Linked DNA regions of Homo sapiens: all the other regions are linked to region 2. The links are chromatin loops, found by intact Hi-C in ENCODE. Cell type or tissue: PC-9. All regions are shown on one strand.

Evidence for each region. Hi-C counts contacts between places; a loop is a spot of excess contacts. Peaks named below come from ENCODE experiments on the same cell type or tissue, not always from the same donor. Only the 100,000 strongest peaks of a DNase experiment are listed, where the experiment ranks them.
Region 1: a loop joins it to region 2, with 5 times the contacts of the local background. A loop is called at or near these places in 2 of 110 quality-filtered maps.
Region 3: it touches region 2 in a loop (5-fold over the local background); 4 of 110 quality-filtered maps call a loop at or near these places.

The regions. Positions count from the first base shown.
Region 1 is chr11:34,190,562-34,198,561 of GRCh38, reverse strand. ABTB2 (ankyrin repeat and BTB domain containing 2) reads left to right here. Exons shown (of 17, transcript NM_145804.3): 3 at 1,024-1,237. Among named protein-coding and RNA genes, the nearest start is that of NAT10, 89 kb to the right of the region's middle. RefSeq lists enhancers at 3,577-4,405, 4,573-5,458 and a silencer at 5,927-6,112. In PC-9, a CTCF peak has its summit at 3,864; DNase peaks (open chromatin) are centred at 3,821 and 5,371; H3K27ac peaks cover 2,001 bases.
Region 2 is chr11:34,297,917-34,305,916 of GRCh38, reverse strand. All of the region lies in intron 1 of ABTB2 (ankyrin repeat and BTB domain containing 2), which reads left to right. Among named protein-coding and RNA genes, the nearest start is that of ABTB2, 56 kb to the left of the region's middle. In PC-9, no CTCF peak of the experiment used is centred here; a DNase peak (open chromatin) is centred at 3,256; H3K27ac peaks cover 4,910 bases.
Region 3 is chr11:34,240,841-34,248,840 of GRCh38, reverse strand. All of the region lies in intron 1 of ABTB2 (ankyrin repeat and BTB domain containing 2), which reads left to right. Among named protein-coding and RNA genes, the nearest start is that of ABTB2, 110 kb to the left of the region's middle. RefSeq lists enhancers at 4,614-4,773, 4,768-5,439, 5,632-6,831, 7,996-8,000. In PC-9, no CTCF peak of the experiment used is centred here; DNase peaks (open chromatin) are centred at 2,620, 4,990 and 6,600; H3K27ac peaks cover 4,391 bases.

The sequences.
Region 1 (8,000 bases), 110 kb after region 2:
CTGGTTAACTCAACCTGTGGGCTCTGAGGTGTCCCTGTGGCCAGGAGAATGAATATATGGGGTCAGGAAATGTTTATCAGATAAGCCTCAAGTTTTTGTTTTTTTTTGTTGTTGTTGTTTGTTTGTTTTTTTGAGACAAAGTCTCACTGTCACCAGTCACCCAGACTGGAGTGTGGTGGCACGATCTCTGCTCACTGCCACCTCCGCCTCCCAGGTTAAAGCGATTCTCCTGCCTCAGCGTCCCGAGTAGCTGGGACTACAGGCGCCTGCCACTATCCCTGACTATTTTTTGTATTTTAAGTAGAGACAGGGTTTCACCATGTTGGCCAGGCTGGTCTCAAACTCCTGGCCTAAAGTGATCCACCTGCCTCGGCCTCCCCAAGGGCTTGGGATTACAGCGTGAGCCACTGTGCCCAGCCATAAGCCTCAAGTTCTTCATCTGTAAAATGGGAATAATACCCCCTAGCACTGTAAGGATCAAATTAAATCATATTTCTGGGGAATTGCATACTTTGTACATAGTGAGTCCTCAACAGGTGATGATGGTGGTGTTGGTGGTTGTAATTGGTGCTGAGACAGAGGGACCTTCTCCGCTGAAATACTTTGGGTTTTGTACAAGACAGTGCAGGGGAGAATTGCCACAGAGCCTGGCCCTGGCTGGTAGAGGCTGGGAAGAGAGACCCAGAGAGATTCCCTTGGTCAAAGATCTGGGGAGAGGCCCATGAGGGTGGTGGAGAGAGTGGGGATGTCAAAAAAGAAACCAAATTACCCTAAGTTCTGGAGGAGACAGGCCCTGCCAAGTATTTAATTCAGCAAGAGTGAAATGAAAGGGAAACGAAATTGCTATTGTGCATCTAGGTGACAGTTTCCACCTCCGCCTGTTGGCTGCAGGGCAAACAGTAATTATGCACTAAGGCAAGGGAGCTTCAGCCAGGAACATCCTTGGAAGAATGCAGGCTGTGAACTCAGACTTTGTCTTCTTTTTTTCTCTTCCTCCCCTCTGCCCTCCCCGCCCCCCACCAGGTGACTTGGTCTCCCGTGCCATGCACCACATGCAGGGGCGTCACCCCCTGTGCCCGGGTGCCAGCCCTGCCCGCCAGGCCCGCCAGCCGCCACAGCCCATCACTTGGTCCCCCGACGCCCTCCACACGCTCTACTACTTTCTGCGGTGTCCACAGATGGAGTCCATGGAGAACCCCAACCTGGACCCCCCGAGAATGACCTTGAACAATGAACGGTAGGGATCTTCCTTGGGCTGAGCACCTGGTGGGACGTGCTCCCAAACGTGCATTGACCGACTGACTGACACTGACTGACGACTGACCAACAGGGCGAGGAAGGGGCCCTGGAACTGTGCTATGCCTGTGAGGAGGTGGCCCAGGAATTCCGATGGATGAAGGCCTGCACTGGTGTGCAGTGGGATTTTTTTTTCCTCTGAGCTGATGCAGCATGGGGCCACTGAGGCTCAGAACGTGTGCTTCTGCCTCTGTGCCCAGTCTGGCATGAGCTCACTGGGCTCTCTGAAATTCAGCTGCCTTGTTATAAAATGAGATAGTCACACCCACCTAGAAAGGTTAGTGCTCTGAGTAAAAGCATGTAGGATGGGGGCTAGGTGGGAACTGGCCCTTGGCCAGTGGTAGCTGTCACCTCTTTTCATGGGTTTATCCCATTCAAAAGTGATCAAATGATCATTGCTGCCGTCATTGTTATGAGGGGTCCTGGGTGTGTTTTGCCCCATCCATTCATTTAACACAGGAGACTATCCTGGCCCTGGCAGCTCTCTGATCTCCAGCAGGTTAGTGGTTGAATAGCCCCTGGACCCAAGCCTGTGGGCTTCTAGTCAGGTACTTTCACTAGAGGGTCCCAACACTTTCCTAGCTGGGAGCAAGGCTGCAAAGAACAGATGTGCAGGTTGTATACTGCACAACAGAACCCAATGAGGGGCATGAGTAGGGGATGCACGTGGGGCCATGTCAGCCTGAGGACAGGATACCTTTTCTTTTTTTTTTAGACGGAGTCTTGCTCTATTGCCCAGGCTGGAGTGCAATGGCACAATCTTGGCTCACTGCAAGCTCCACCTCCAAGGTTCACGCCATTCTCCTGCCTCAGCCTCCCGAGTAGCTGGGACTACAGGTGCCCGCCACCACGCCTGGCTAATTTTTTTGTATTTTTAGTAGAGACGGGGTTGCACTGTGTTAGCAAGGATGGTCTCGATCTCCTGATCTCGTGATCCACGCGCCTTGGCCTCCCAAAGTGCTGGGATTACAGGCGTGAGCCACCGCGCCCGGTCTTAGGATACCTTTTCTAATGGGTTTTCTCTGAGGGCTGCCTTTTGAAATTTTCTACCTGGAAAATATAATATTTTTTTTATAACTCGTACCAAACATTGTATATGCTGGCATGAGCCTCACATGGAGGCCACTGCTTGGCCACTTAAGGTAAGGTCTGTCCATGGGCTCAAGAGTTGTGGGTTTGAGGGTCCAGGAAGTGGGAAAGGCTTGCACTCAGTTTAGGAAGCCCCATCCACACACATTTCACCACTCAGTGAAGCCCAGGAAAGGCAGAGCCCACGGGCCTCAGTGCCCCACCTGGAGGGAGACGATCTGAGACCTCAATATTGGAAGTCCCAGGGGCTCTGCAGTCCCCTTGCCTGGCTGTCCGCTGTCTTTGGGGGGCATTGAGTCTCATCAGCTCTGTGATCCACAGCTGGCTCCACAGCCAGGTCTGCTTCCTCAGTGCCCCAGAAAACAAAGGCACTAAGGTGGATTTACTGAGTGTTTACTATGTGCTAGGCACTGTGCTGAGCAGTTTGCAGGCGGATGCTCAGTTAATTCACACACTACCAAGAAAGAGGTGTTCTTCAGAGCCCCATTTACAGATGAGTAAGTGGAGGCTTGGAGAGACTAACTGGCCCCACGACACAGGCTCATAACCACTACACTGTACCTCCTGTCACTAAGAGGAATATAAAACAGCAGTGGCCCAGTACACGCATAGTAGGGTCCCAGTAAATGGTACCATTGCTGTTATCAGTACTAGTATCCTTATGTCATCATTGTTTTACTTCTCTGGGAGTTGGAGGGCAAATGCAAGTCTGAGGAGGGCCACCCTGGGCCTGACACAGCAAGAAGGCTGCAGGTGGAGCCCTGGGCATCCTGAAAGACACCTTTGGCGGGAGCTGGGGCCAAAGCATAGGCCCTAAGCCCCAGCTGTTCCTGCTTTGTGGAAAAGTGTTGTGGTTGAAGGAGTCAGCTGGGAAGGAAAAAGAGCAGGGAAGATATCTGGGAGGAAGAGGCAGGAGGCTTGCTTGCTGTTTGGTAAGGTGCTGGGCTGAGGCCGGGTCATTCACACAAAGGTGACTGGGAGGACAGGCGCCTTCTTCAGGCCTGTTGCCCTGGCTGCTGGGCCCTCAGGCTGTCATGGCTATAGGCCCAGGGGCAGTCATTCCTCTGCTGGCACTTTCTCCCGCCCCCACTCCCCCCCCCCGCCGGGCATCTTTGTCATGTCCTGTGGCTTTCCCCCAGGAGGGTTCCCAGCCCCCTGTACTCTAATACACAGCATCAGGGTTTCTTCATGATCTGAGTTGCACAGCCCTATGTGGTTATAATAGCTGAGCTTGCATGGTAGTAGACACACGTGCATGTGTTTACGTAGCCATTTATTTAAAAACCGCACTATCTGTAGCACAAATAATTTGGTAGCAAAGATATTTTTCCATGAATCATTTCAAATGAATATCAGACACATGGGGAATTGGAACCCCCATTAGGAAAAAAAAAAAAAAACCAAATTTTTAAGTTATGACACAGAAAGGAGGACAACCCTAAAAATACCTGAGGGAGCCAACAGCCCGACGGCGCCCTGGTGGCCTGGCTCCTGTCGCTGAGCAGATCTGCTGCCCTCTGGCTCACTGACAGGGAAGGCCCTGGAGGCTGTGGGGATCCTTCCTGGGAGCGCTGAGCTTACAGCATTACTGCAGGCTGGGCTGGGCCAATGTCCCATCAAGGCCCCAGCACCCTGATACCCTCACCAGAGCTCTGGGGAAAACCTCTCCTGATGCAAATAGTAGCTGGAGTTTGCTAGGGTTCCAGAGTGGCAGAGCTTTGCTTTTGTGAGTTTGGGGATGTGCGACGTCTGTCTCTTGCTCCACTTCATCCTCCTGAAGCCCCGTCCTCTGTCCCACCTGGAAGCATGGCGGACTGAGTTCACCCAGCCAGAATTGGACGGAGCCCCTGATTTCAATGTGACCGTGGTTGTCTGGCTGTAGAGACTGTCTGTTTGGGGATTGGTGGCTCTCTGGGTTTGTTTGGGATTAAGTGACCTCCTCTACTGCCTTGCACACATGGGAGAGGGAGCTCAGTTTGGTGATATGGGTTTGGCAGCATGACATCATTGATGGAACCACTCAAGTCTGTCCTCATATTTCTGCTTTAAAGAAAGGTACCCTGATTCCTTCAATTAGGGGCTATGTGTGACCACATCCATGGCGACAAAGGGAAGGGACGTGTGTTCATCTCTTTTGTGTGGAGCTCACTGTGGCATTCCCTGCTAAGCCACCTGCTGCTTCTGCAGTGTTTGGTGGGGACTTCACATCTTTCCGTAAGGGGCCTTCTCCCCAGAGCTCTCTGCTCTGGTTTGGGAGAAGAGACAGTGGGAGGAGGGAGGGGCAGAAGCAGCAGGAACTCAGAGTGGTGAGCGGGCAGCCTTGCAGGGAATGAGAAGCCTCTAACCTCCTTTCATCTACTCCTGCAGTGAGCCTGGTGCATCAAGAAACAGTACAGGCTTTGGGGCAGAGGCCTGGGCTCAGAGGGCCCTTCCATGCCTTAGGCTCCTCACCTGTAAAATGGGGCTAAGTAATTCTATCCGGTAGGACAAAGTCAGATAACATACGCCCTTCTTTTAAAGCCCATTTCTACCTACTTCTAGGCCCAAAGAACTTCAGCAAGTTTGGTGCTATCATTACCTCCGTTTCACAAGTGAGTACAGGAGGCCGCGGGGTACCTGGCTGATAAGTGGCGAGGCCAGGATTCAAACCTGAGGTCTCTCTCACCTCAAGGCCTTTGCCTTTCCCTGTGCCAGGCTGTGGCTTTCCCAGCTGGCTGCTGAGACCTGATCCTACAGCACTGAGGCATGCTGGGTGGGCCCTGGCCTTTGGGGCCACCTTCTCTGGGGCCATTCCAGCCCCACCCCCTCACTATCCTGGGAAAGCTCTGCAGCTGGAGCCTCCCTGCACCCTTCCAGGGTGCCTTTCTCACTGGCAGCTTTGCATCCCAGGCACCAGCCAGGCACAAGGCAGAGTCTAAAACACAGAATTAGTCACAGCTGCTGCCCTGCAGGGTGTGTCATCACCGGAGATCAAGCTTAGAAAGTGAAAGAGCCTCTTGTCAGGGATCCAGGTTGCCCAGGGAGATCGGGAGCCTCCTTCCTCTGAGGTCTGGAGGAGAAAGGACAACCATCTGGTTAGATGTGGCCCTTGCTGGTTGTGCCTGGGGGCAGAGGGATGGGCTAGCTGGAACAGAATCTTTGGCAGAGGATATACCTCCTCAGCCATCACCCTTCTGGGGAATGAGAGGTCTGGGGCAGTAAGGATAAAGACTACGCAGACACGTAGGAAGGCAAGAGGGCCGCCCGCTTGCCAGCAAATTGCTGGAAGGCAGCGTCATCAAGTAGAGGAGACAGAGGGAGACATGCAGTCAGAGGTGCAGAGGGCCTGAGGTCGACAGGAGGTGACCATTTCTCCACATCAGAACCTGGGCTGCTGGAGGGTTTGGGGTCCCCCAGGCACCCTTCCAGACTGCATCTACTGTGAGCAGCAGCAAAGAAGCCAGACCCTTGAGGAGTGGCCAGGCAGAGAGAGTGGGAATGGCAGAGGGCCACTGGTCCACAGAGCGGTCCGCTTGCTAAGCCTCAGATCCTGGCCTCTTGCCTCGTTCTCCCCAGCCCTGCACAGCACGTCTCCGCCTCTGTGGAGGGTGGCACACTCAGAAGGCTTGGAGCCTGCTGGTATCCAGGACATGAAAACAGGAGGAGTGTGGAACCCTTCCCAGAGTTCTGATTGGGGGTCGGGCCTAGAAACCTCTGGTGTCATGACTTCGTAGCCAGCCAGAATAGCCCCATCTGAGGAGGGCCCTGCTATTCAAAGGCGTGCATTTGAGATCTACCTTGCCACTTTTTATAACCTTCAACCAGTCATTTAACCTCTTCAAGGCTCTTAATCATCTGTAAGGTATGCGGACCCAATGAGTTAACATATTTGGGGGGTTTTCTTGGAAACAGGGTCTTGCTCTGTCTCCCAGGCTGGAGTGCAGTGGCACAATCTCAGCTCACTGCCTCTTTGACATCCTGGGCTCATGCAATCCTCCCACCTCAGCCCCCCCAGTAGCTGGGACCACAGATGTGCCCCACCACACCTGGCTAACTTTTAAAAAATTTTTGTAGAAATGGGGTCCCACCATGTTGCCCAGGTTGGTCTCAAAATCCTGGGCTCAAGGGACCCTCCTGCCTTGGCCTCCCAAAGTGCTGGGATTATAGCCATGAGCCACTGCACCTGCTCACTACATACTTTTAGAACAGGGCCTAGGACACACTGAGTATCTGTTCTTATGATTATCAGCACGATGGTTTGTATCAGGCAGGGGAGCAGCATATACAGAGTCCAAGTGGCTAGAGGCAGCAAGGCACCCCAGAGAGACCGGCGATGGGGAGGAGCAGAGCAAGGGAACACGGGCACTGTTGTGCAGGATGGAGCACAGAAGTGGGCGGACCTTGTTGGCCAAGACACACAGGGCTGAGCTTGTGGCTGAGAAGGTCCTGCCCCCATTGGTGCAGCTATTTGTGATTGGCTGGGTTTTATTTGTCCTTCTTCCCACACTTCCCTTCTTGGGGCCTGAACCCTTCTAAGAATAAGGGCAGCAGAGGGTCCAGGAAGCCCCTCCCATGCTGCTTGTCTTGATGCTCCTATAAAGGTCTGCCCTGGAGAAGTCTGATATGTAGTTCTGCACCCCCAGACAGGTTCAGGAGAGACGAGACCAGGGTGCTGATGTTATACTAATCTTGTTCTCCAACTCACATAGAGCTCTTTTTGCTAGGGCTAGCAGGACCTGCTCAGAGGTTGAAGCTCTTGTCCAGGTGAGATCCTGGTAGACGATAAATGTGTGTCTGGCCCAGCTCTTGGCTTCCCTGTTCCGTATCAGGCTAGACAGAATTTCAAAGAGCTGGAGCCAGCGAACGTGTCAGTGCTCTGGGTTCCAGCCACTTTGTTGGAAACGCACACCTGGGGCTTTTTTTCTCTTTAAGAGACTGGCTCACTCTGTCACCCAGGCTGGAATGCAGTGGTGCAATCATGGTTCACTGCAGCCTTGAACTCCTGGGTGCAAGTGATCCTCCCACCTCAGCCTCCCAAGTAGCTGGGACTATAGGTGCATGCCACCATTTCACCTGGGGCTTCTGATGGTGACCAAGGGGAGGAGGGTGCCATAAGCCTCTTGGGTCATCCCAGAGGTGTTATCTCATCTACCTTCTAGGAGTATGACCATGTCAACTCATCTTCCTGGGCCTCAGTTTCCTCATCAGTAAAATGGTGAAGATAGTAGTATGGCTTCTACGGTTAAATGAGATAATACAGTAAAGCACTTAGCTAAATGCTAGGCACATAAAAAGTGCTCATTAAATGGTGTCTCCTCCTCATTATAATGGCCATAAACAACATTTAGATGGCATGTTTGACACTCAGAGCAGGCTCTCTTTATTGAGGTAGCATGACATTTCCTAAAATGTGATTCTCAAGTGATATCTGGGTCAGTAATACTACTACTACTACAGTTATTAATACTACTACTGATGATATTACTACTAATTAACCACTACCACTATGACTAATAATAATACAATTACTAAGATTACTGCTACTACCAGCATTACCACTACTGCTAGTTATAGCGAGCGTTATAGAGCACACATTCACAGACAGATACTGTCTTAAGTGCTTGACTTACTCCTGT
Region 2 (8,000 bases):
TATTAACTTTCTTGAGAATGGCAATGTGATATAGAAGAATGTCTTTTGTCTTAGGTGATACATGTTGAAATAGTGATAGAGGAAGCCATGTGTTTGCAACTTTCAAATTGTTCAGAAAATAAAAGATGTTAACAATTGGTGAGTCTAGGTAAAGGGTATATGAGTATTTATTGCACTATCCTTTCTATTTCTCTAAGTTTGAACATGTTCAGAATGAAGGTTTAGAGGGAGGAAAAAGTAAAATTCTACTCCCTTGTCCTCTCCTGTCTCTCTGAAGGTGGAAATCATCATGAATGAAATATATTAAGATATCAGATCTTTTGCCTCTGGTTCCCTTACTCCACACATTTCCTGTCAAGCTCCAAAGCCACCAGTGGAATGTTTATACAACGTGCAAGATGATTTTCTGCTAGGAAGGCGAAACCTCAATAATCGCCCCGTTGACTGGCTATTTCAGTTTGTTGGGAGGCCCATGTGGTGTTACTGCCCCTCTGGTGATGCTTCATGCATAGTGAATGTTTCAAACTGCAAGATTTTCCTCTTTGAGGAGAGAAGTGTGCCAGGTATCAGAGCGAATGTGTGCATGCGGGAGCAAGCCTGTCCTGTAAAACCATCGCTGTTTACACACTTAGGAAACTAACACTGCCAAGAATGAGCATATGGCATGCACAAGGTCTCTCAGGCATGTGTTGGTGGTTTAGTGTGGAGACCTAGCTTAATGTTTTGATTTAAACCTGGGGATGCAAGAGCCTCTTCTAGATCAAGTGTACTTATGTGGGGTCTTCATTCAGAGCCCATGTTTTCTTTAGCCTGAGATGTGTGCCCTGATGTGGAAGCTGCTTGTCCACATAGAAGCAGACACTGCTCTGAGGAGTATTACCTTGCTTAGGTATTAGGCTTGGATGTCAGCACAAATTGCATGTGGCCAAAATAACTCCTGAAAACACTTTGAGTGGTCCATGAATTACACTGACAGGCACCTGGGAACTGAGACTGGCAGAGGAAACACACATTCACTCTGGGTCTATGCCCTTGGAAGAGAGTGGCAGCCAAAACTCCTACACCATGTCAGCCAGGGCCTCTGTGGCTTTTGGGTGGTGAAGAGCCCTCTGCAGTGGACTGCCCGAGTTTGAATCCTGGCCCCACCACTCTTACCTATATGTCCATGGACAAACTATTTGACTCCTCTTAGTCTCTTTCCCTCCCCTCCCTTCCCCTCCATTTCCCTCCTCTCCTTCTCCTAGTCTTCTCTTTCTTTTCTCATGTGGTTTGTCTCCCCATATTGCCCAGGCTGGTCTCAAACTCCTGGGCTCAAGTGATCCACCTATCTTGGCTTCCTGAAGTGTTGGATTACAGGCGTGAGCCCCTATGCCTAGCCTCTGTGTCTGTTTTCATCTGTGAAATGTGAATGATACTTACCTCATGGGTTATTAGGAAGATTAAATCCATTCATTTGTAGGAAGCACTTGTGACAGTATTGGCACATAATTACTTTAATACAATAACTGCCAGGTGCAATGGCTTACACCTGTAATCCCAGCCCTTAGGGAGGCAGAGGCCGGAGAATAGCTTGAGCTCAGGAGTTCAAGGCCTGCCTGGGCAATATAGTGAGATCCTGTTCTCCATAAAAAGAAAAAATAAAGACAAAAAGAATACAATAATCTTTTATCCACAGAGCATATGTTGGACCTCTGATGGATGCCTGAAACTGCGATAGGACTGAGCTCTAGATATACCATGTTTTTTCCTATACACCAATGGGCAGATAGCATATACAGCATGGACCAGCTGGACAAAGGGATGATTCCGTCCTCAGCACCACAGAGCCGGACTGGGCAATATTTCATCATGCTACTCAGAGCGGCACTCGATTTAAAACTTAGGAATTGTTTATTTCTGTATATTTCCCATTTAATATTTCCAGACCATAGTTGACCTCAGGTAACTGAAACCAGAGAAAGTACCCATAGCTGAGGCCAGGCGTGGTGGCTTACACCTGTAATCCCAGCATTTTTGGAGGCCGAGACGGGTGGATTACCTGAGGTCAGAAGTTCGAGACCAGCCTGGCCAACATGGTGAAATCCCGTCTCTACTAAAAATACAAAAATTAGCTGGGCGAGGAGGCACACATCTGTAATCCCAACTACTCGGGAAGCTGAGGCAGGAAAATTGCTTGATCCCAGGAGACAGAGGCTGCAGTGAGCTGAGATCACGCCACTGCACTCCAGCCTGGCCTACAGAGCGAGACTCTGTCTCAAAAAAAAAAAAAAAAAAAAAAAAGCACCCATAGTTCTTTGTAGATAGGGGGACAGCTGTATAAGCATTTATTACTATTTTTTTTCATTTAAGTTAAATGCATTCAAAGTGTGGCTAACCTATAAAGGGTAAAAAGTGTGCATTAGAATTGGCAGTTAAAGAAAGAAAAATTGGATTTCTTCCTCCTGTGGGTGGAAACCTCTACGTGATGCTGCTCTTGTATTCCTTGCAATTGATTAAGAGTGCCTTAGATGTGGGAAAGCTGTTTCTGATCCTCTTATCAGAGTGTAAAGTAAAACATGCTTGACTGGTTAATAAAAACGGAAGACAGTTAGAAAACATTTGTAGGCTGTGCGATGGAGTGGTCCAGAATTGCAGCCAGTAGTTGGTGGGCTGGCCTGTGGCTGCTCTAGGAAGTGCTCAGCACAGGAAGTGACCTTTATATTTCTTCCTAGCCTTACTGTGGCTCTGTCTCTTGACCAATGAAGTGAGCTGACTACTGCCATCTTCCTAAGTACCATAAATCCAACAGCACCGTGGCAAGTGGGAGATGCTAATTGTGTGGTCTATTTGGTTCCTACCTGAGAAAGTGTTCTGTGGCCTCTGCCTAAAATCAAAGGCCTGAAGACAGGAATGTTGAGAAGGAAAGCCATCAGGAATCAATCTGCCAGAGCCAGGAAATTGGGCTGGAGGTGTCTTATCAGGTCCTTATCTTAACGCTGCCCTCCCAGTGAAGCACCAACTACCCTAGATAGAGGTTCCCATTTATAACTGGGGACTTTGCAGCCCCAGACTCCTGAGTAGCTCCCAATCCCCTGGTGAATCTGGGTAATGAACTAAACTGCTAGGAATGCCCCAGCTTCCCTTCTGACTGGGCCTTTGATTATGTCACCTAAGCCTACTACCCCTCGCAAGCGCTAAAGAGGTTGTGGTCTGGAGGGAGTGAGGCTCCTTAGCCTTAGCTGATCACAGGAACATCTTTTTTTGCTTGCTGCCCTTGAGGTATTTTTTAAAGCCACAAACACTGACTCATTCAAGGGCCACAGCCTCAATGACCAACAAACTGTTGAGAGAAATAGCAGGCCCAGGTCAACCCTTGATTTCAGGTCTTGGCAGTGTTTCTGGCTGCAGCCTGAGCCCCTCTGTGGTCTGGGGAATGAGCAGGCCTTCTCATACCAGAGGCTCAGGGCAAGAATTCCTGCTCTCAAGTTTCCCAAGTAGAGTATTCCTTGATGAATTTGAATCTGACCAGTCATGGATTTCAGATAGGAAGAGGTAAGAGTTTAATTTTAGTAGCAATGCTAGGGAAAGATTAAAATCCTGTCTACATATCATCTGAGAATGGTTAAATAAATCATAGCACTTGGATATGGTGAAATGTATGCAGCCCTCATTAAACATTACATCTTTGAAGGAAATGTAATAGCATAGGAAAATACTCATGAAATATCCAGTTGTGGTGGGGAAGAGGGTGGAGACAAGAAACTGTAGCTGTACTGTGGTCCAGTTCTGTAAAAGCATACACATACGTGAGGTGTAGAAATACACCAAAGTGTTACCTAGTGATTATCTTGGGGGTGTACACACACGTGATTTTTATCTTCTATGTATTTTCTAATATTTGCCAAATGTCATACCCTGACATGTATTATGTTTGTGATGTTTATTTTTTTTGACACAGGGTCTCACTCTGTTGCCCAGGCTAGAGTGCAGTGGCACCATCTTGGCCTCACTGCAGCCTAAACCTCTGGGCACAAGCGATCCTTTTGCTTTAGGCTGGAAAGTAGCTAGGACCACAGGCATACACCACCACACCCAGCTAATTTTTGTATTTTCTGTAGAGATGTAGTTTCATCCAATAATTGCCCAGGCTGGTCTCAAACTCTTGGGCTCAAGCCATCCTCCCGCCTTGGCATCCTAAGGTGTTGGGATTACAGGCATGAGCTGCTGCGTCTGGCCTATATTATGTTTAAATGTTTTATTATGTTAAGCCTCCCGTAGCAAGAGGAAACTGAAGTTTTGAATACTCAAAGGTGGATCCATCTCTGGGTCACAGGCAGAGGGAAATGCTAAAATGTGTTATTCAGAGAACAAAATTCAACAGCATTTATCTATTCTCTTCTTTCAGTGTTGAGGCTAGGCCTTCATGCTTTGTTGGTGGATCTGATTGCCCCAATTTATGTAAGCTCATTGTTTATGCTAGCTTTTTGTTTGGCAGGAAAATTACATATTCATCGATTTAGATTTTTTTAAAATCTTGTTTATAGTCAAGTGATCATTCGAAATATCTAGTTCAAGTACACAGGGCCTTATCTGCTATCCCAGGACCTGAAAACACAATTTTTTTTTAAATTCATTTAATGGCAAGATGATGTTCTTTGAAAAACACTAACTACGGGAAAGAAGGAAGCACTGTTTAGAAGCATGTGGGCAGCTCCCTTCTCTGACTTCCTTCCTAACTGCAAGTGACCCAGGTGGACCAAGATGCTGTCAGAGGCCTTCAAGGCTGAAATTCCATTTTCTCTAACAGCTTTGGGGCTGGAAGGCTAACCAGCCACAGAAATATCTGGCAATCGGACAGAGAGACATGAGACCACAAAGATGTTGATAAAGCTTCTTATCCTCTGCTTCCCCCAGCCTCCTCATTAATGGCAAAGATTAAAGACAATTATATCTACCCACGGGAACTAGATGGATCCTCCTCTGCCCTCCACACCAGCCCCCCAGTAAATTGGGTGGATGGATGTATAAGTAAGGTTAACCCAACTGGAAAGTAGTTTATGATTCACTTTCATTTCATGAAAAACAAATCCAAAATGCAGAGCAAAGGAAGGAAAACAAAAGGGGAAGCATTTACAGTCCTTAGTGGGTTGCTCCAACCTAAAACCCCTTCTCATTGGTTATCTTTATTGCGTACCAAGACTTCGAGCACCTCCCCCACCCCCCAGTTTTCTTTTTTTAAAAGAACAGAAGATGAAAACGCTATGAGATGTATGAGCTCTGATTATGCCCAATTACATTTGGCAAGCCTAAGACAAAAATTAATGGGACCAGATTATTCTTCTGTGTGAGATGTAGTATTGCCCAGCCTAACTATTTTAGCTCTTGCCATGCTGTAGATCGTCAAACAAATTAATAACATGCTAATGGGTGCCTTTCAGGCTTCTCGTTTATATTAATGAGTTCCACTCCATCCGATAACCAGTGATTTATAGCACTGGAACTTGCAGCCTGGCTCTATAGATTGTCTTTTGTCACTCTTTCTGGGGTGGAGCAGCCAGCCTAACAAGCTAAATGGTAGGGTTTTGTAATTGAATTCTAAAATGTGAAACGCCTGATGCAAGAACATTTCATTCTGATCATGGCTTTGGAAATTGAAAGGCCTTCAGTACGTCTCCCACTACCCAACGCTGAATGCAGTCTGATTTGGGTTTCCACAACTTGTGAAGCAAGGGTGTGACAAGATTCTTAATGGAGGGTATTCATGCTGAGCTAGCATGGCAGTTAGATTCAGCGGGCTGTAAAATAGCTCCTCTAAAGAAAACAATATATTCTTAAGAGCCATAAAAGAGAACCCTTCCTCACCTTGAAGGTATTCCCACCCCTCATCTTCCCCCCACCAAGCGTAGGAGGCAGAGAGCTCTGACTCTGTGCCAGGCACTGTGCTAACTACTTTATTCTTGACTCATTCAGTCCTCTGTGTGCCTTTATGAAGGAGGCAGCAGTGTTATTCCCATTTTACGGAGATGAAACTGGAGCACAAAGAGGTGAAGTAGCTGACCCATTCTGAGAGCTGCTAAGTGGTGGAGCAAGGCTGCCAGCCCAGGCAACACTCTGCTCCTTTCCGGCTCACCCGCTGCTTCTGGCTTTGTAGCCCTCTTATTTCTAATGTAAGAGGAGTGCAGATTGGGAGCCCCAGATGAGCAAACTCCAAATGCCTTGGCTATGAGGGCCCCGAGAGTAGTTGCTGTCAGTTGAGCCTGGGAAAAGAAAAGCCAGTTAGCAAATGAAAAAATCCGTCCTCCTGAAGGTTTCAGTGAGGGTTCATGTGCTGGTTTAAAATGTCCCATCAGGAGTGGTGGGCTGGCAGGCTCCTAATGGAGCAGGATGGGCCGAGCTGCCACCTCCAGCAGCCTGCAGCCTCCTTGGGCTTTGCAAACAACTGCCTTCATTGTTTTCTGGGAGGAGTATACTACCGTGGCTTTCCAAACACGCAGCTCCTCCAAATAAGGGAACCTGATACCCTTGGAGATCTTGGCTTAAACATCAGAGGAACGTCTTGCTTAAATGATTATTTTTTTAAAAAAAACCATCAATTTGGATTTCATTTTCTTTGGTCCATGACCATCGTGTATAGCCGTGTCCTAGAAATGATCCGAAGACAGCTTATTTTTCATAAGCAACAGTCTGGAAATTTAATTGATATGCCATTCCTGCCCCCCAGTCCAAACCCCTGCCCAGTCTATCCTTTTTACCTACTTTGACTTTGATTCTTTTAGTTCTTCCTATTTTACAATCACCAGCCATTCCAGAAAAACATCTGCTAAAAAGATCCGTTCCCTGTAGTGGGAATTAAGTACATATTTTAACTTCAGACAATTTTACTTAATGTTTTCTACATTGCATGGAGCAGAGGATTAATGCAGACGTCCCTGAAAAGCTCCTATGCAACCTTAAGCTGTGTCTTCAATCATTCAAACTGTTCAAGGGCTGGAATTTGAAAGAGGGTGAGGAAGTACCAAGAATGAAATTAGATAAGGGATCTTTATTAATTTAAACATCTATGCAGGCCCAGTTGTTCATAGGAAACACTGAACTCTTTTGCTTTTGTGTCCCCAAGCCCACCAGTTTTTTATGAGAAGATCACAAATAAAATGACTTTTAAAAGTAATGGGTTTAGGCTGGGTGCTGTTGCTCACACCTATAATCCTAGCACTTTGGGAGGCCGAGGCAGGCAGATCACTCGAGGCCGGGAGTTTGAGACCAGCCTGGCCAACATGGCAAAACCCCATCTCTACCAAAATACAAAAATTAGCCGGGCATGGTGTTCTGCGCCTGTAGTTCCAGCTACTGGGAAGGCTGAGGCACAAGAATCGTTTGAACCCAAGAGGTGGAGCTTGTAGTGAGCCGAGATCATGCCACTGCACACCAGCCTGGGCAACAGAGCGAGACTCTGTCCCAAAATAATTTTTTTTTTAATTTTTTTAAATTTAAAAGAAAAAAAGTAATTGGTTTAAAAAAAAAAAAAGAAACAAGATCATTCCTCACCCCTACCCCAGGTTTCTTTCTATAACTTTTTTGCATTTTGAAATTAGAAATTAAGGCCTTAGTTTTATGCTAAGGCTATGCCATGAATGATTGAGTCTGGTTGGTAATTGGCAATGAAATGTGGATATGTATTCTGTGGTGTGTATTGGAGTAGTTGATAGCCAAGAGTCCTGGGTCTGGTTCCATTTCATACTCACCAAGTGAGATCTTGGGCAAGTCAGTTTGGTTTCTCTGAGTGTCTTAGTCTGTTTATGCTGTTATAACAAAACACCTGAGACTGGGTAATTTATTTAAAAAAAAAAAAAAACAGACATTTATTTCTCACATTTCAGGAGGCTAGGAAGTCCAGGATCAAGGTGCCAGCTTGTTCAGTTGTCAAGTGAGGTCTGCACCCTCCAGAAGGGAATTACAGTGTTTGTATATGGTAGAAGGCAGAAAGTCAGGATAGCCCAATGTCCCTGGGAAGCCTCTTTTAT
Region 3 (8,000 bases), 57 kb after region 2:
CCTTTATGCAGTGTGTGATAGTTTTCCTGTATTTACTAGACATCAGATTGTGACTGCTCCCATAGATTTGGCAGTTGAAATACCCACAACCTCAATGTGTCCTGCTTTGAAAAGTTGTATGTTTGTGTTCACTTATGAAAACCACACTTGTGAACTAATTAACTTGTTTTACGTTCTTAAGGAAGCTGAGGGGAGGGTGTTATGACCACATCAAAGGCCCAAACAGTACCTTTGGTTTTCCTCTGAAGGCAGAATCACCCCTGAAATGGATCAGGCTGTAATCCACTTTACTTTCTGCTTTTTAAATTCCTACTTTCAGTAATAGCCTTCCTGGTTTCTAGGAATGTAGAATGGAAATGAAGTCATAATTAAAGGTAGTAAGGAAGGGTTTTTTTTGTTTGTTTGTTTGTTTGTTTAATAGGAAACTGGTAGTTAACCCTTTAAAAAATGAACAGAGGCCAGGTACAGTGGCTCATACCTAGCACTTTTGGAGGCTGAGATGGGAGGATCACTTGAGGCCAGGAGCTTGAGACCAGCCTGGGCTACAAATGAGATCCCCCACCCTCTACAAAAAAATTAAAAATGTGCTGGGCATGATGGTGCAAGCCTCCCCTAGCTACTGGAGAGGCTAAGGTGGGAGGATCACTTGAGCCCAAAGGCTGCAGTGAGCTATGATTGTGCCATTGCACTCCAGCCTGGGTGACAGGGCAAGACCCTGTTTTTTTTTTTTTTTTTTTTTTTTTTAAGAAAAATTATAGATAAGTAAATTGAATGATTGCTACCTGGTGTTCCCTTTGGGTTTTCCCACAGTGGATCCATAAGCTGAGCAAGGACCTTGCCCACCAGGTGTAGCTATTCTTTCTCCCTGTGCTTGTGTAATACACAGCATATACATGCCTTCTTCCTCGAGTTAAGACATAAATGCCCAACAGATATGTGTCTTTCTCCTTTATGCCTCTGAACCGATTTCCTCATGTACAAAATGGTGCCGATAATTACTTTTCTCATAGAGTTGTTTAAATGTTTTCTCATAGGAGGTTTAAATGAAATGGTACATGTGAAGTGCTTAGCAGAGTATCTGATTTGTAGTCAATGCACAATCTGTATCAGCTATTGCTATAATTGGTGGTGTCATTGGTTTGCTAAGATTTCTTGGCCTGCATTTTGGCCCTGGCTGGGCCTTGACTCCTCAATACATGTACAGATGCTCCTTGACTTAAGATGGGGTTATGTCCAGATAAGCCCATTGTAAATTGAAAATATAAATCAAAATGCACTTAATACACCTAACCTACTGAACGTCATAGCTTAGCCTAGCTTACCTTAAACATGCTCAGAACACTTACATTAGCCTACAATTGGACAAGATCATCTAACCCAAAACCTATGTTATAATAAAGTGTTGAATATCTCATGTAACTTATTGATTACTGAAAGTGAAACACAGAATGGTGGTGTGGGTACTTGAAGTACTGCTGCTACTGAATGTGTATGGCTTTCCCACCACTGTAAAGTCAAACATCATAAGTCAGGGACCAGCTGTCTCCAGCATTCCTCCTTCGCAGCTTTGGGAGGGGGTGGTGCTGGCATGAGAACTAAGCTGAGGAACCTGTAGCGGTGGCTCCACCAGCCAACAGGCCAAGACAGCTGCACACCAGAGGCCTTGGCCCAGCTTAAGAAATGGAACTTCTGGGGGCCAGGTGCAGTGGCTCACGTCTGTAATCCCAGCACTTTGGGAGGCTGAGGTGGGCGGATCACCTGAGGTTGGGAGTTCAAGACCAGCCTGACCAACATGGAGAAACCCCGTCTCTACTAAAAATACAAAATTAGCCGGGCATGTTGGTGCATGCCTGTAATCCCAGCTACTTGGGAGGCTGAGGCAGGAGAATTGCTTGAACCCGGAAGACAGAGGTTGCGGTGAGCCGAGATCATGCCATTGTACTCCAGCCTGGGTGATAAGAGTTAAACTCTGTCTCAAAAAAAAAAAAAAAAAGAAAAAAGAAAAAAAGAAAAGAAATGGAACTTCTGGCAAAAAGTGATTTGTTGAGCATTCTGAGGCTCAATACAAAGAAACTCATTTGTGTAGGTATGAACTTTGGAAAAAACCACCTAAAGAAGTATGTGAGGTTTTCTGTTGTGGTAGGGTTCAAAGCAAGTTGAAATGGCGAAGAGTACAGATATCAAGAAAAAGGTCCAGGGAGACAAGATTTGTCTTTTTTTTTTTTTTTTTTTTTTTTTTGAGATGGAGTTTCACTCTTATTGCCCAGGCTGGAGTGCAATGGTGCGATCTCGGCTCACTGCAACCTCCACCTCCTGGGTTCAAGCGATTCTCCTGCCTAAGCCTCCCAAGTAGCTGGGATTACAGGCATGCACCATTACGCCCAGCTAATTTTGTATTTTTAGTAAAGACAGAGTTTCTCCATGTTGGTCAGGCTGGTCTCGAACTCCCAACCTCAGATGATCCACCTGCCTCGGCCTCCCAAAGTGCTGGGATTACAGGCGTGAGCCACCACACCCAGCCCAAGATTTGTCATTTTAAAACCAAACAAAAAAGCCCTTGTATCGAAGTTTGGATAAGAACCTATCCAACCTTGGCCAATTTTGTTGAACTCTGTGGGTTTAGGAAACCCACAGAATTGCCTGAGGGGATTTTGTTGTTACTTTTTTGTTCAGCAGAAGAGTCTCCCTTTGAATAGAATTGTCTTTTAGGAAGAGAGAAAAGGAATGAGAGGTGTGTCTCCTGGCTGATCCAGCAGGCCCCACGCCCCTCATATCCTTATAGGGGCTTGTGCCAGGCATTGGCCTGAACGTTTTAGAAGCTGGCAGCAAAGCCAGTCCCTGAGTGACAGATATTTGTGGCCCCAGGATGAGGAGGGCCTCTCTCCCCTGCTGGGGCCCATGTGTTTCCGTGGCTGCAGCTTCAAGGCCTGGGTTTATTACTCAGTTTACCATTTAGTCTAGAACAGCACAGTGGCTCCTGATACTTTGGGGACAGCTTTGGATTGGAGCTGGTGAGATGGGCTTTTCACCTCTACTGGTGCTCAGTGTGGAAGCAGCAGCCCACCAAAGAGCTTCCATTTCCCTTCATTGTGAAACACCATGCTTTGGAAGGGACCCCAGGGTACATCAGAGTGTATGAGCCCCAGAAGCAGGCTGTGCCGTGGTCTGGAAGGTGGCAGCCCCGTGAGCCACCCAGACACCAGCTCCTGCTCATCTCATGCCTTCCCTCACCTCATCTGGATCAGAGGAGAAAAGCAAATCCACAAAAATCAACACAACTAGAGATCAATTGCTATGCCAGACCCAGTTAGTCTGGTGAGTGCCGCAGGTGTCTCCACACCTCAGATAATTGAGAATTAGGCCTCAGGACTTGCACAGCCAAGCACTGCCTGAGACTGGTCTGCAGTCGGCTTCCATAGAAAGATGCCGGAAGTGGATACCTGGTCCTGGGTGGTTTGCTGTAGGGGGTGATTTCCTCCATGAGGAAAACCAAAGAATCCAAAGCCCTCTGCCTGCAAGGAAAGTTCAGTGGGGAGGAGGCTGTGCTGGTCCTCAGCTCTCGCCAGGGTGGCAGTGTGGTGGGGTAGGCATATCACAGCAGCCTGGAGAGGAAACGGTGCTGAACCTGAGCCCTTCTGACCTTGGAAGTTTTGGTTTTAATGTATGTGAGACAGAGATGAGGCATGTGTCAGTCAGAGGCTGTTATCAGCCATTATAATAATAGTAGCCAGCATTTATGGAGGACTTGTGTTCCAGATCCTAAGGCAAGTGCTTTATGGAGATTTATTCATTTAGTGTTTAAAACAATCTTTTTCTTTTTTTGAAAATTTTTTGAGACAGGTTCTCACTCTGTCATCCAGACTGGAGTGCACTGGCGTGATCTCTGCTTAATCCAGCCTTGACTTCCCGGGCTCAGGCGATCCATCCACTTCAGCCTCCAGAGTAGCTGGAACCACAGGCACACACTACCAAGCCTGGCTAATTTTTGTATTTTTGGTAGAGACGTGGTTTTGCCATGTAACCCAAGCTGGTCTCGAACTCCTGGGCTCAAGTGATCCACCCTCCTCGGTCTCCCAAAGTGCTGGGATTACAACAATCTTATAAGGGACCCTAGAATCGCAGTTTGATAGATGAGGACATTGAGGCCTAAAGCAGTTAAGCAAAGTGCCCAAAGTCAAACAGCGAGTACATTGGGGGTTGGGAGAGTGAATATTTAGAACAATCCAGGCCAACAACTCTAAGCCCAGCTCTTATTCACCATGGGGAAGAGTAAATGAAATTAAATGAAATGATCTTCATAAAAGGCTTAATGCAGGCAGCAAGTAAGTGCTCGTTCAGTTACAATGAGATATCCCTGTTTTTCTGCGTATTTTATTGTCCTGCATTTTGTGCTAGGGGCCCTGATGTGGATTATTCTAGTCACATGCTAAAAATGTGCAGGGTTTTCAGTCTCTTTGTATTGTGGTGAAACTGCTGCTGATCTGCTTTTCCCACTATCGGTCAGCCTGGGCCTGCTTCCATTTTCACTTTGAGTTTTCAAAGGTCAGGGGAGTCCTGATAGATTGCCTTCTTATCTCCTAAGTGTTTTAGAGTGGTTTATTCATTTAACAACTGAAAGTGATTTTTTTTTTTTTAAAGAAACAATTACCTCCCTTGGTCAGCAGCAACATCTCCAGAGGTCAGCATCCCCCTCCTGGGGAAGGTTTGGCCTGCTGAGTCCAGGCTGGCTGCTAAGGGAACCAAGTCTCTTTTCTATCTCCAGGGCTAGCACAGGGCCTAGCTTGGGACAGGCACTGAAGGAAACAGTGGTTTGTGAATTTCAGCGGGGGGCTGTTTTGCAGTTCTGGACTTCAGAGACAAAGCTTCAAATTCCTATCCTTTCTCCAGACAGGTCCCCTGCTCTTCTAGAGTACTGAGGGATCTTGGCCACAGTCAGGTGGGGCTTTCCCAGACAACTTTTTTATAAGCCTGTGGAATGCCCTCTGCTGAGTCACCACGCTGATACCCAGGGCTGGGGTGTGTCTGCGAAGAACCGTGCTCTAGACATTCAGGGCTTGGTCCTGGGTCTGGGTGGGTGGCTGACCTTAGGTCTAACCATAGGCTTCAAGCTTTTATCTTTCACTGAGTCTGTGCCAAGCACATTCCGTAAATGATCTCATTGACTCTTCAAGAAAGTTAAGAGAATCAATATTGTTGTTCCCATTTTCACAGATAGATAATAAATCTGTAAAATCGCGTAAGACTAGGACATATTTTCTAGGATTATCCTTGCGGATCAAAGGTGATATCAAGTGGGATGTCAGGAGCAAGGGTGCTTGCAGTGTCAGTGATTTCTGTTGTTGGAGGAGGGGCAGGGTTATGGATGAGGAATGTGGGGTTTAGTAGGGTTAAGAGATTTGCCAGAGGCTGGGCGTGGTGGCTCACGCCTGTAATCCCAGCTACTCAAGAGGCTGAGGCAGGAGAATCACTTGAACCCAGGAGGCGGAGTTCAAGTGAGCTAAGATCATGCCACTGCACTCCAGGCTGGGCGACAGAGCGAGACTCCATCTAAAATATATATATATATTTGCCAGAGGTCAACAGGCTAGTCTCTAGTCCTTGTGCAGAAGCAAGATTTGAAATGGGTTGCTTGTTCTCACACGTCTCTTTGCTGGTCAGTGTAGAGATAAAGAACCCTCTCCCCACCTACAGTGTTCTTAAGAAGCCATGGTTATCTTGGGTGTGATGATCTTTGGAAGGTAGAAAGTTCCACTGGCAGGCATTTCCTCCTGGAGTCCTCAGCCTCCTTATCAGGCTCCCAGATTCGGACTGTCAGTGAGGTGGGCAGGGCTGTGGAGGGGAGAGGTCCTGTCACAAGAGACACCCAGCTTCCTCCCAGCTTTGGTTTACCTCAGGCCCGGCCTGAGGTGAAGTCCTCATTAGGTTACCTCCCGCCTAGCTGTGACTGGGTTAAGTTGTTGGACTTCTCTAAGGTTCAGCTCCCTGTTCTGGAAAATGAAGACAAGGACTGTGCCTGTCCTGTAGACTTTGAGGATTAGCTGAGGCAATGCCCGCATGAGCCACTTAGCTTGATGCCACATAAGTGCCCAGGAGACATCATCCTGTGGTGATTAGTTAGATCTGTCATACACCCTTACACCAGGAAGACCCCACCTGGTCATTCTTTTCCCCACAATCCTCTTCTCCCCTAGGATACCAATGCCTCTTCTTCCCTCAGAGTTAATGCAGTTACAACTATTCTAGAACTTTCTGACAGCATTCCTACTCCTTCAGCCACCCCCCTCCATCGCCGGGCAAAAATGCCATGGTCCAGCAGCCACTCAGCTCAGTGGGGTGGTACATACAGGGGCGCGTGACAAGGATGAGGTAAGTGCTGGATCACCAACCTCCCTGCCCCTCCTGTGGCTGCGTGTCAGATACTGTGTGCCAAGCTCCCTTCAGCCACTATCTCATGTAAAGCTCAGACCCCACGATTTCCGGAGTCCTAGAGTAGTCTGGGTGTCCTCGTGGTGGGAACTGGCTGTCCTCCTGGCCCCTTGCTCCCACCCTCCTGCCTTCTTGGTTCAGTGATAAGGCCTTAGATCAGGAGGGTGTGGCTAGGTCTGACTCAGGGGTGACCCAGAGGCACTTCACAGATCTGCGGCAGAAGGCCTCATCACAAGCATGACCGAATCTTGACTTTATTTATAAAAGGCAAAAGCCCACTCTTCTGTGCAGTTGTTGTGGGCCCCAGAAGTGAGGGGAACTCCATAGCACAGTTGAGGTGGGCAGTGGCCATGGAGAGAGATTTCCAACGCAGGGCCCGAGCCATCTCCTCGCAGCTTCTGCATTTTGCTTCTTTCATTTGTTGAAGCAAACAAGGGGCCAGGAGGCTCAATCAATGTGTGGAACTTTCACAGACCCTTCAGAAGAGTCCAGCTGTTCCCAGCAGCTCTTGGGGACTGTGGCCTGTTTCTGACTTAAACTCAGCCTTAGATTCTAAATTCTTGATATGGTTCAGTGATGATGAAGGGGGGAAACATTTACATGTTAGAATGAAAAGGTAACCAATTTTACATTCTATCTAAAGGTGAATACAAGATGGGGATTATCTTGTTAACTTCTGAAGAAAATTGAGATGGGGGTCTCGCCATCTTGCCCAGGCTGGTCTTGATTTCCTGGGCTCAAGCGATCCTCCTGCCTTGGCTTCCCAAAGCGCTGTGATTACAGGCTTGAGCCATCATGGCCAGCTAGTCTTTTAATAATAACAATAAATTATCAGCATTGGAGCTCTGGATGTGGGAAATGCAAAACAGTCCTGCTGGGTCATCATCTCAAACCTGGACTCTTGGGAGAGATACCCTGTGGATCATTACATCTTTTCAATTCCTTCCACTCCTGTTTCCTCACCCCATTTGTGGTACTCAGGCAACAGAGATGTCCTCTGGCTGGAAATCCAGAGGATGAGGTGGGCACCCTTGGACTGTCCCTGGTTAAATGTCACCTCCTCTCCCCACCCCCTTTCCTGGCTCTCTCAACGCACATGGGGATGTTTAATGACATTCTCCTTTTCCCCTCGTTTAGGCCTTGGGAGCAGTGATATTAACTCACTCAGTCCACACAACTTTCCATGGAGATTACTGTAATCTGTTATTCCCGCTGTACAGATGAGGAAACTGAGTCAAAATAAATTATTTGCCCAAAGCCACACAGGAACTGCTAGAGCTGAGACTGGAACTCAAACCATCAGGCTCTCAAATCCTCCTTTTAGCCACCATGCCCTAATGCAACTCGAAACAGAAAAAGGACAGCTTGACTAAAAAGTCTCCCATTTCCTTTCCCCCTTGCCCTAAAAACCCTGTGAACTCAGCCTCTGAAGAGTTCAGCCCTTCTCTCAGGTGTGAGAAGTAATTTGGCAAAAGAGAAAAAAAATTAAAAAGAAGAAAAATAACCTAAAAAGGGGGGAAGGCCAGGTACGGTGGCTCACACCTGTAATCCCAGCACTTTGGGAGGCCAAGGCG